Linked DNA regions of Homo sapiens: region 2 is linked to region 1. Evidence: read pairs that join two places in POLR2A ChIA-PET (ENCODE). Cell type or tissue: CD4-positive, alpha-beta T cell. All regions are shown on one strand. Region 1 overlaps KLHDC4 (kelch domain containing 4). Region 2 has its middle 5.6 kb from the start of SLC7A5.

The links. Peaks named below come from ENCODE experiments on the same cell type or tissue, not always from the same donor. Only the 100,000 strongest peaks of a DNase experiment are listed, where the experiment ranks them.
Region 2: POLR2A ChIA-PET joins it to region 1 with 11 read pairs; 23 of 35 experiments call an interaction of 5 or more read pairs at or near these places.

Annotation. Positions count from the first base shown.
Region 1 is chr16:87,754,916-87,759,915 of GRCh38, forward strand. It overlaps KLHDC4 (kelch domain containing 4), which reads right to left. Exons shown (of 12, transcript NM_017566.4): 3 at 1,484-1,562; 4 at 279-377. Among named protein-coding and RNA genes, the nearest start is that of KLHDC4, 8.6 kb to the right of the region's middle. In CD4-positive, alpha-beta T cell, no CTCF peak of the experiment used is centred here; no DNase peak of the experiment used is centred here.
Region 2 is chr16:87,872,617-87,877,616 of GRCh38, forward strand. No RefSeq gene overlaps it. Among named protein-coding and RNA genes, the nearest start is that of SLC7A5, 5.6 kb to the left of the region's middle. RefSeq lists an enhancer at 3,378-3,905. In CD4-positive, alpha-beta T cell, no CTCF peak of the experiment used is centred here; a DNase peak (open chromatin) is centred at 2,715; H3K4me3 peaks cover 538 bases.

The sequences.
Region 1 (5,000 bases):
CATTCTGCCAGTGGCTGCGACACACCAGGAACGACACGAGCTATTTTACATGGAATATTTCATGTGATCCTCATGCCACCTGGGGAGCAGGTGTTCTCCTCCCCGTCTCACAGTGAAGAAGCTGAGTAAGGAATCCAAGTGAGCAAACAGCAGAACCAGGCGATCTACAGGGCCCAGCCCCTCCGCACCAGCTGCCTGTCACCTATCAACTCTCCGTGTGTCTACCAGACTCCCACGTGGGAAGAGGGAGGGTGGCTGAGAGTCAGTGCTGACATTACCTGGTGAGCACAGCGCCTCGGAGGTGGACTGGGGATGTCAACTTTGGTCCAGGTGTCCTTTCTGGTATTGTAGACATAGAGCTCGTTATACAAAAAAGTCTACAGGAAGGAAGAAGAATGTCAGTGTCACAAATGATACGCTTCCAAGGAAGTGGTGAGAACAATCTTAATCATGACAATTCCCTGGGAAACTGACATGCTAAAGGAATGTAAACCATACCAGCACAGGGAGGCCATGGGCTGGGTCCCCGGGGCCATTGGGGATGACGACACAATGAAAACGACCGAACGCCCACCAGGCCCATCAATCTGGAAGGTACTGAAAGCCCTCGTTGTTATTAGGACTGGTCATTCTCCTAATTCCAGCCTAGTTTTTTTGTTTTTGTTTTGTTTGAGATGAAGTCTCGCTGTTGCCCACAATGGAGTGCAATGGCGCAATCTTTGCTCACTGCAACCTCCGCCTCCCAGGTGCAAGTGATTCTCTGCCTCAGCCTCCAAGTAGCTAGGACTACAGGCGCCCGCCACCACACCCCGCTAATTTTTGTATCGTTAGCAGAGACTGGGTTTCACCACATTGGCCAGACTGCTCTCAAACTCCTGACCTCAGGTGATCTGCCCACCTCGGCCTCCCAAAGTGCTGGGATTACAGGCATGAGCCACTGTACCCAGTCAAGCCTAGTTTCTAAATGCACGAAAACTGAGAGACGAAGATGGACAAATGCAGTCAAACCCCCAAGGCCCATCCCGGGCTGCAGGGAAGGTGAGCTCCTGCTTTTGTGTGTCACACACAATTGTGAAACACAGGTCTTACTGGCCTGCTCAAAAATAAAAATTAGCCCTAAAATTTATCAGCACTTTCCGTGTTTAAGACAACCTGAAAGCTGAGTGTGAAACCTGGAAACCCGCTGGGAGGAAGAACAGCACAGACAACCACAAAGAGGGGTGCGCCCGCCAAGAGTGATGACGGCAGAGCTGGGCCTCAGCCTAAGTCCCAGGAATAGAGACCCCAGGACCACTGAAGTCATCAACAGTCATGCCAGGGCCTGGAGCATCCTGGCGACGTCTCACATCAGGCCTGACGGCTCAAGCGCGTGATACAAGGGGTGAAGGGGCTAACGCATATTTGATGTCACTGCCTTAAGTTAACTTTCTGTCAAATGATACTCACGCAACATGGGAAGAAAAGAAAAAAATATATACTTTACTTTTTGGCCGTTGAAATATTCACCTCCAAAAAGGATTAACTCATCTTTCTCAGGATGAACCGAGAGGGAGGCATTTAACCTACAAGACACACAAGCGGCAGGTCAGCAAGATCACCCCCGATACCCACCTGAGCGCTGTCCCCTTCCTCACAGAATCCTCTGTCACCACAAACTGGCTGCCTCTACACTTCCTGAAAGGAGAGCCTGGCATCGAGAAAGGAAGCAAAGGTGCCACTTGAACACCAACCCCTCTACCAGTGCCCAGGGCCACACTCCAAGGACAACCATGGAGCTGGACTGACACAGTGTCTGGTTGTATTAACAAAAAAAAAAAAAAAAAAAAAATTCCCCAGGCAGGAATAAGTCCAGATGCCCCTACTGATGTATCAAATGTTCCAGAACTGTTTTTTTGATTTGTTTTTTTTCATTTTTGAGATGGAGTTTCCCTCTTGTCACCCAGGCTGGAGTGCAATGGCACAATCTCAGCTCACCACAACCTCCAACTCCTGGGTTCAAGCAATTCTCCTGCCTCAGCCCTCCGAGTGGCTGGGATTGCAGGTGCCCACCACCACACCCAGCTAGTTTTTGTATTTTTTAGTAGAGATGGGGTTTCACTGCATTGGCCAGGCTGGTCTCAAACTCCGGACCTCAAGTGATCTGCCCACCTCGGCCTCCCACAGTGCTGGGATTACAGGTGTGAGCCACCGTGCCTGGACCTCAGAACTGTCCTCTTTTAAGAGCCTATCCTGTCAAATCACCTCAAAACCATTCTAAAAAGTCCAGTAACTAGGCCAGGAGCAGTGGCTCCTGCCTGTAATCCCAGCACTTTGGGAGGCCGAGGCAGGCAGATCACGAGGTGAAGAGATCGAGACCATCCTAGCCAACATGGCGAAACCCCGTCTCAACTAAAAATAGAAAAATTAGCTGGGCATGGTGGTGCGTGCCTATGGTCCCAGCTACTCGGGAGGCTGAGGCAGGAGAACCACTTGAACCTGGGAGTTGGGGGTTGCAGTGAGCTGAGATCATGCCATTGCACTCCAGCCTGGCGACAGAGCAAGATTCCATCTGAAAAAAAAAAAAAAAAGTCCATATGTAAGTACTTCAATATACATGCCAGATATCTTCCATCTAGAAAATACAAACAACTTTCTATTTATTTCACATGAGAACAAAAGAAGAGCTACAAGGAAATTACATAATAATATTATGGGCCAGGCCCGGTGGCTCACACTTGTAATCCCAGCACTTTGGGAGGCTGAGGCGGGCAGATCACCTGAGGTGAGGAGTTCAAGACCAGCCTGGCAAACACGGTGAAACCCCCCGTCTCTACTAAAAATACAAAAAGTAGCCAGGCATGGTGGTGGGCACCTGTAATCCCAGCTACTCAGGAGGCTGAGGCAGGAGGATCACTTGAACCCGGGAGGCAGAGGCTGCAGTGAGCCAGGATTGCATCATTGCACTCCATCCTGGGAGACAGAGCAAGACTGTCTTAAAAAAACAAAAAATAAATAAATAAATACATAGGGCCACTTCAGTTGAAAGTAATGAAAGACACAGTGACTATCTGGCGAATCACTGGGAAAGATCCTCCCTTCAGAGTCCTCTAAGACGGCGTTCCCCAAGGCGTGCTCCATAATGCCAACTCCAAAAGATGTTTCTCAAAGGAAAAACAGGTTTCAAGGTCAAGTGAGTTTGGGAAATCTGAGAACTCTATTTTCTATTGGGGATTTATTTGCATAGAAACATGTCATAGGCTGGGAATTTCTGCAGGAAAGAAACCAGTATTAAAAGCTAAACACAGAATCACCACATAATCCAGCAGTTCGTTCCCAGGCATTAGCTCAAACAGATACCTGTATGCAATGCTCGTTACGGCCTCACAAAAGCCAAACAGTAGAAATAACCTAAGTGTTGGTCTGCAGATGAGTGGACAAACACAATGTGGCATACCCACAGACGGAACAGGATTTAGCCATAAGAAGAAATAAAGTTCTCACACATGCCACAGAACTGATGAACTTGGACATACCAGGTGAAGGAAGTCAGTCACAAAAAGACACTTCTATGACTCCACTTACGCAAAATACCTAGAATAGGCCAATTCACAGTGACAGAAAGTTGACCAGAAGTCACCAGGGGGCTGGGGGAGGGGAAACAGGGAGCAACCATTGAAGGGTCTAGACACTTCTCCCATCTTTTGGCTTCCCTGGGCTACAATGGAAGAAGAATTGTCTCGGGCCACGCATAAAATACACTAACACTAACAATAGCTGATGAGCTTTAAAAAAAAATCTCATCATGTTTTAAGAAAGTTTACAAATACGTGTCACGCTGCATTCGAAGCTGTCCTGGGCCACCAGTTAGACAAGGTTGGTCTAGAGTTTCTATTTGGGGTGATAAAACAATGTTGCAACTGGTTAGTGCTAATGGTTGCACAGCGACATGAAGTAATTCCACTGAACTGCACAGTTTTAATGATTAAAATGGCAAATTTTGGCCAGGCGCATTGGCTCATGCCTGTAATCCCAGCACTTTCGGAGGCCGAGGCGGGCGGATCACCTGAGGTGGGGAGTTCGAGACCAGTCTGGCCAGCATGAGGAAACCCCATCTCTACTAAAAATACAAAATTAGCCAGGCATGGTGGCGCATGCCTGTAATCCCAGCTACTTGGGAGGCTGAGGAAGAATTGCTTGAACCTGGGAGGTGGAGGTTGCGGTGAGCCGATATCATACCATTGCACTCCAGCCTGGGCAACAAGAGCAAAACTCTGTCTCAAAAAAACCAAAACCAAACAAAAATAAAATAAAATGGCAAATTTTGTTAAACATTTTACCACAATAAAAAAAACTTTTTAGGTCGGGTGCAGTGGCTCACACCTGTAATCACAGCATTTTGGGAGGCCAAGGCAGTTGGATCATCTGAGGTCAGGAATTTGAGGCCAGCCTGACTCCAGAGGTTGCAGTGAGCTGAGATCGCGCCATAGCACTCCAGCCTGGGCAACAAAAGCAAAACTCCGTCTCAGAAAAGAAAAAAAGAAAAAAAAAAACTTTTTAAAAATAATAAATAGGCCGGGTACAGTGGCTCACGCCTGTAATCCCAGCACTTTGGGAGGCCGAGGTGGGTGGATCACCTAAGGTCGGGAGTTCAAGACCAGCCTGACCAACACGGAGAAACTCCGTCTCTACTAAAAATACAAAATTAGCCGGGCGTGGTGGTGCATGCCTATTGTCCCAGCTACTCCGGAGGCTGAGGCAGGAGAATCACTTGAACCTAGGAGGCTACAGTGAGCCGAGATCGTGCCATTGCACTCCAGCCTGGGCAACAAGAGCTACACTCCGTCTCAGAAAAAAAAATAAAGAGTGTTTCCCAAATTCCTCTGACCCTGAATCTTTTCTCACTGAATACCTATTGATTTTCTGCAGAAAAGCACCAAACACAACTTCAGAAACGATCTACACGGGGCCCAAACTGAGGTCCCCACCCAGCCACCAGCGGCACCAGCCCAGGTGTTGCCGCC
Region 2 (5,000 bases), 120 kb after region 1:
ACTTCCTCCTCAGCCAGGGCTCTTAACATTTAACCTGAAAGACTGGTTTGGGCCAGGAAGAGAATCGGGGGTTGGACGGCCTCTTTAGACCTCTCCAGCACTAACACCAACACATACTTGAAGTCTATCAGACTTAAAGATTAACATTTTACAGCCTGTTCTCTTTGAAGCCTCCTAGCTAAAAGCTTCATCTGCATGATACAGCTTTCATCTCCACAGCCTCACCACAACCCAAACATTCCTTCCTTCCTTTCTTTCTTTCTTTCTTTCTTTCTTTCTTTCTTTCTTTCTTTCTTTCTTTCTTCCTTCCTTCCTTCCTTCCTTCCTTCCTTCCTTCCTTCCTTCCTTCCTTTCTTTCTCTCTCTCTCTCTCTCTCTCTCTCTTTCTCTCTTTCTCTCTTTCTTTCTTTCTTGTCTCACTTATCGCCCAGGCTAGAGTGTGGTGGCGCGATCTCGGCTCACTGCAAGCTCCGCCTCCTGGGTTCAAGTGATTCTCCTGCCTCAGCCTCCAGAGTAGCTGGGACTACAGGCGCCTGCCACCACGCCCGGCTAATTTTTTTGTATTTTTAGTACAAACGGGGTTTCACCGTGTTAGTCAGGATGGTCTCCATCTCCTGACCTCGTGATCCGCCCGCCTTGGCCTCCCAGAGTGCTGGGATTACAGGTGTGAGCCACTGTGCCCGGCCTCCAAACATTGCTTTCTACTGATCCCAGGTCTTTTGTGTTTTTCTTTTTTTTTTTGAGACAGAGTCTCACTGTCGCCCTGGCTGGAGTGCAATGGCACGATCTTGGCTCACTGCAACCTCTGCCTCCCGGGATCAAGTGATTCTCCTGCCTCAGCCTCCCGAGTAGCTGGGATTACAGGCACCTGCCACCACACCTGGCTAATTTTTGTATTTTTAGTAGAGGCTGGGTTCCACCAGGTTGACCACGCTGGTCTCGAACTCCTGGTGATCTGCCCACCTCGGCCTCCCAAAGTGCTGGGATTACAGGCGTGAGCCACCATGCTCGGCAACAATCCCAGGTCTTTAGACAACAAACTCAAACAATTGTCAACCAGAAAATGTTTAAATTGGTTGGGCGCGGTGGCTCACACTTGTAATCCCAGCGATTTGGGAACTTTGGGAGGCCGAGGCGGGGGGATCTCGAGGTCATGAGTTAAAGACCAGCCTGGCCAACATGGTGAAACCCCATCTCTACTAAAAATATAAACATTGGCCGAGTGCGGTGGCTCATGCCTGTAATCCCAGCACTTTGGGAGGCCGAAGCAGGCAGATCACTTGAGGTCAGGAGTTTAAGACCAGCCTGGCCAACATGGTGAAACCCCGTCTCTACCAAAAATACAAAAAAATTAGCTGGGCGTGGTGGTGGGCGCCTGTAGTCCCAGCTACTCGGGAGGCTGAGGCAGGAGAATGGCATGAACGTGGGAGGCGGAGGTTGCAGTGACGGGAGATCGCACCACTGCACTCCAGCCTGGGTGACAAAGCGAGACTCCGTCTCAAAAAAAAAATATATATATATATATATATATATATACACACATATATATACACACATATATACACATATATACACACATATATATACACATATATACACACATATATATACATATATGTATATACACATATATACATATATACGTATATATACACATATATACACATATATATACACACACACACATATATATACACACACATATATATATATAAACATCAGCTGGGCGTGTTGGTGCACCGCCTGTAATGGGAGGCTGAGGCAAGAGAATCGCTTGAAACCAGAAGGCAGAGGTTGCAGTGAACCAAGATTGTGCCACTGCACTCCAGCCTGGGTGGAAGAGCGAAACTCTTGTCTCAAAAAAAAAAAAAAAGAAAATGTTTACATTTACCTCTAGCCTGGAAGCCCCCCTCCTGCTTTGAGTTGTCCCGCCTTTCTGAACCAAACCAATGTATTTTTTAAATGTACTTGATTGATGTCTCATGTCTCCTTAAAATGTATAAGACCAAGCTGCACCCCAACCACCTTGGGCACATGCGGTCCGGACCTCCCGAGGCTGTGTCACGGGTGCGCCCTCAACCTTAGCAAAATACGCTTTCTAAATTAAAGGAGGCCTGTCTCAGATTTGCTGGCTTCACAACCCTTAATTGAAGTGGGGCTTCCTGGGGCCGCCTCTCTCCTGTGAGTCCCCTGCCGGGCTGGTTCTCAGTCACAGGGGAGAAATGCCTGCATCTTTTAACATAGCAAGGGTCCTTGCTTCTTCTGGAGGTTGTTTTTGAAAGCCATGCTTTTATTATGCTCAGAGGTGAGCTTTTCCTATCTGCATGCTTGACAAGGTGGGGCTGCCCTGAGTACGATCAGAAATTCCGTTCTGTTTCCAGGCAGATAGGTGTGTAGGGCAGCCACTCAGTCAGTGTTCGGCCTTAAAGACTCTTGCCAGTCAAGGAAGACGACCGAGGCAAGTCTCCGTCATTTTAGCTTTAAATGCCAACATTAGGGACGCGCACCTGAGAGACTGGTCTATGCCTTTCTCCGAAGATGATTTTGAGGGCTTCAATATTGAAAGGGGGAAGGGCAGGATATTGGGCAGTACACAATTTTCATGTGAAGGGGGTAGGGGAAAATTCAAGTTTTTGTCTGGTTTAGTGACTCTGCCGTTTCACGTAAGATACCCTAGACGATAGGGCAGCGGAAACAATGAGATATGCATTTGCTTCAGGTGGGCGGAGGGATGACTCAGTTCTGCCCCTCGTCCCAGCACCTGTGAAGATAAGCTAACGGTTCACATTGCCAGGGTGAACTTTAACAGAAGCGCTTAGGGTAAAGATCTTGGAGCCCACAAGGAATTTCCTTATGGGCAAAATGTGAGGGAGGTGTGTCGCTTTTCATCTTTTTTTTTTTTTTTTTTTGAGACGGAGTCTCACTCTGTCACCAGGCTGGAGTGTAGTGGGTCGATCTCAGCTCACTGCAACCTCTGCCTCCCGGGTTCAACTGATTCTTCTGCCTCAGTCTCCCAAGTAGCTGGGATTACAGGCGCCTGCCACCATGCCCGGCTAAGTTTTGCAGTTTTAGTAGGGACGGGGTTTCATCATGTTGGCCAGGCGGGTCTGGAATTCCTAACCTCAAGTGATCCACCCGCCTTGGCCTCCCAAAGTGCTGGGATTACAGGGGTGAGCCACCAAGCCCAGCCAAACTTTTCATCTCTGTAGCTGTTTGTTAAATAATTAGGAGCCGAAACAGGAGGCTGGTTCCCATGACACGGTCACCAGCTTCACTTTTCCCTTTCGTTAGCAAGTGTGGGGTCCCAGGATTTATGTTCCTTTCACACTCTCTATGCCATTTAATTTTTGCAGCAACTATAGTTAGTTGTCATTTATGGTTGGAGAAAAAGGGCAGTTCAGTAAGTGGCCAAGCCCAGCTTCAGACCCAGGGCAGGCCTTTAATCCTCGTGGCAATGCTGACTGCCACGCTGATGGCGCCACTTACATAGGCAGCCAGATTCATAAGCATGCGGATTCTCCCAGTTAAAAGAGAATTTTGGCCGGGGGCGGTGGCTCACGCCTGTAATCCCAGCACTTTGGGAGGCTGAGGTGGGCAGATCACAAGGTCAAGAGTTCAAGACCAGCCTGGCCAACATGGTGAAACTCCGTCTCTACCAAAAATACAAAAATTAGCCTGGCGCAGTGGCAGGCACCTGTAATCCCAGCTACTCGGGAGGCTGAGGCAGGAGAATTGCTTGAACCCAGCAGGCAGAGGTTGCAGTGAGCCAAGATTGTGCCACTGCACTCCAGCCTGGGCAACACACTGAGAATCCATCTAACAACAAAAAAAAGAGAACTTCATTTCAGCTGCCCCTGGTGGCACCTTGAAAGCCTCATTGCCTCTTCACTGGAAACATCCACCATTCTTGTTAAAGAAAAGACACTCATGACTTTCCTTCACCGAATCCTTCTAGCTTCTGTTTGAACACTTGGGTAGTCCCCCCACCCGTTTCCTGAAGTTCGTATGGGGGAACGGTAAACAGTGTCCATGCCTGCAAGTAAAATCCGAAGCCCTGCGATTGCTCAGTAACAGCTAGGAGCAAGGTTAGGGATTGTAGGGCCAGATTTTTTGCTTAGGTTCAACTAGGTAAAATAAAAATAGACTTTGCATGCATTTCAGGCACTGGGCTGATGACCGGCCACCAGGGAGGCTCCGCCCCACTTCTTAACTTTGGCCCCAACGTTAGTCTTGTTGCTGCTCTCAGATGTGCTCTGCGTGTCAAAGATGACTTGGAGGCTGGGCGCTGTGGCTCATGCCTGTAATGCCAGCCCTTTGGGAGACCAAGGTGGGAGAATTTCTTGAGCCCAGGAGTTCAAGACCAGCCTGGACAACATAGGGAGACCCCGTCTCTACAAAAAATACAAAAACTAGCCCAGCGTGGTGGTGGTGCACCTGTAGTTCCAGCTGCCGGGGAGGCTGAGGTAGAAGGATCACCTGAGATCAGGAAGGTTGAGGCTGCTGTGAGCTGAGATCATGCCACTGCACTCCAGCCTAGGCGACAGAGCGAGACCGGTCTTTTTTTTTTTTTGAGACGGAGTCTCGCTCTGTCACCCAGGCTGGAGTGCAGTGGCGCGATCTCGGCTCACTGCAAACTCTGCCTCCCGGGTTCACGCCATTCTCCTGCTTCAGCCTCCTGAGTAGCTGGGACTACAGGTGCCCGCCACCATGCCTGGCTAATTTTTTGTATTTTTAGTAGAGACGGGGTTTCACCGTGTTAGCCAGGATGGTCTTGATCTCCTGACCTCGTGATCCACCCTCCTCGGCCTCCCAAAGTGCTGGGATTACAGGCTTGAGCCACCGCGCCTGGCGAGACTGGTCTTGAAAAAAAAAAAAAAAAGATGACATGGAAGCAACAGTAGGAGCCGGGGTCAGAGTTCAGGCCCGTCCATCCGTGGATGATGGATAAACCCAGTGTAGTCCGCCATCCCTTGGAGCGTCATTCAGCCGCACACAGGAAGA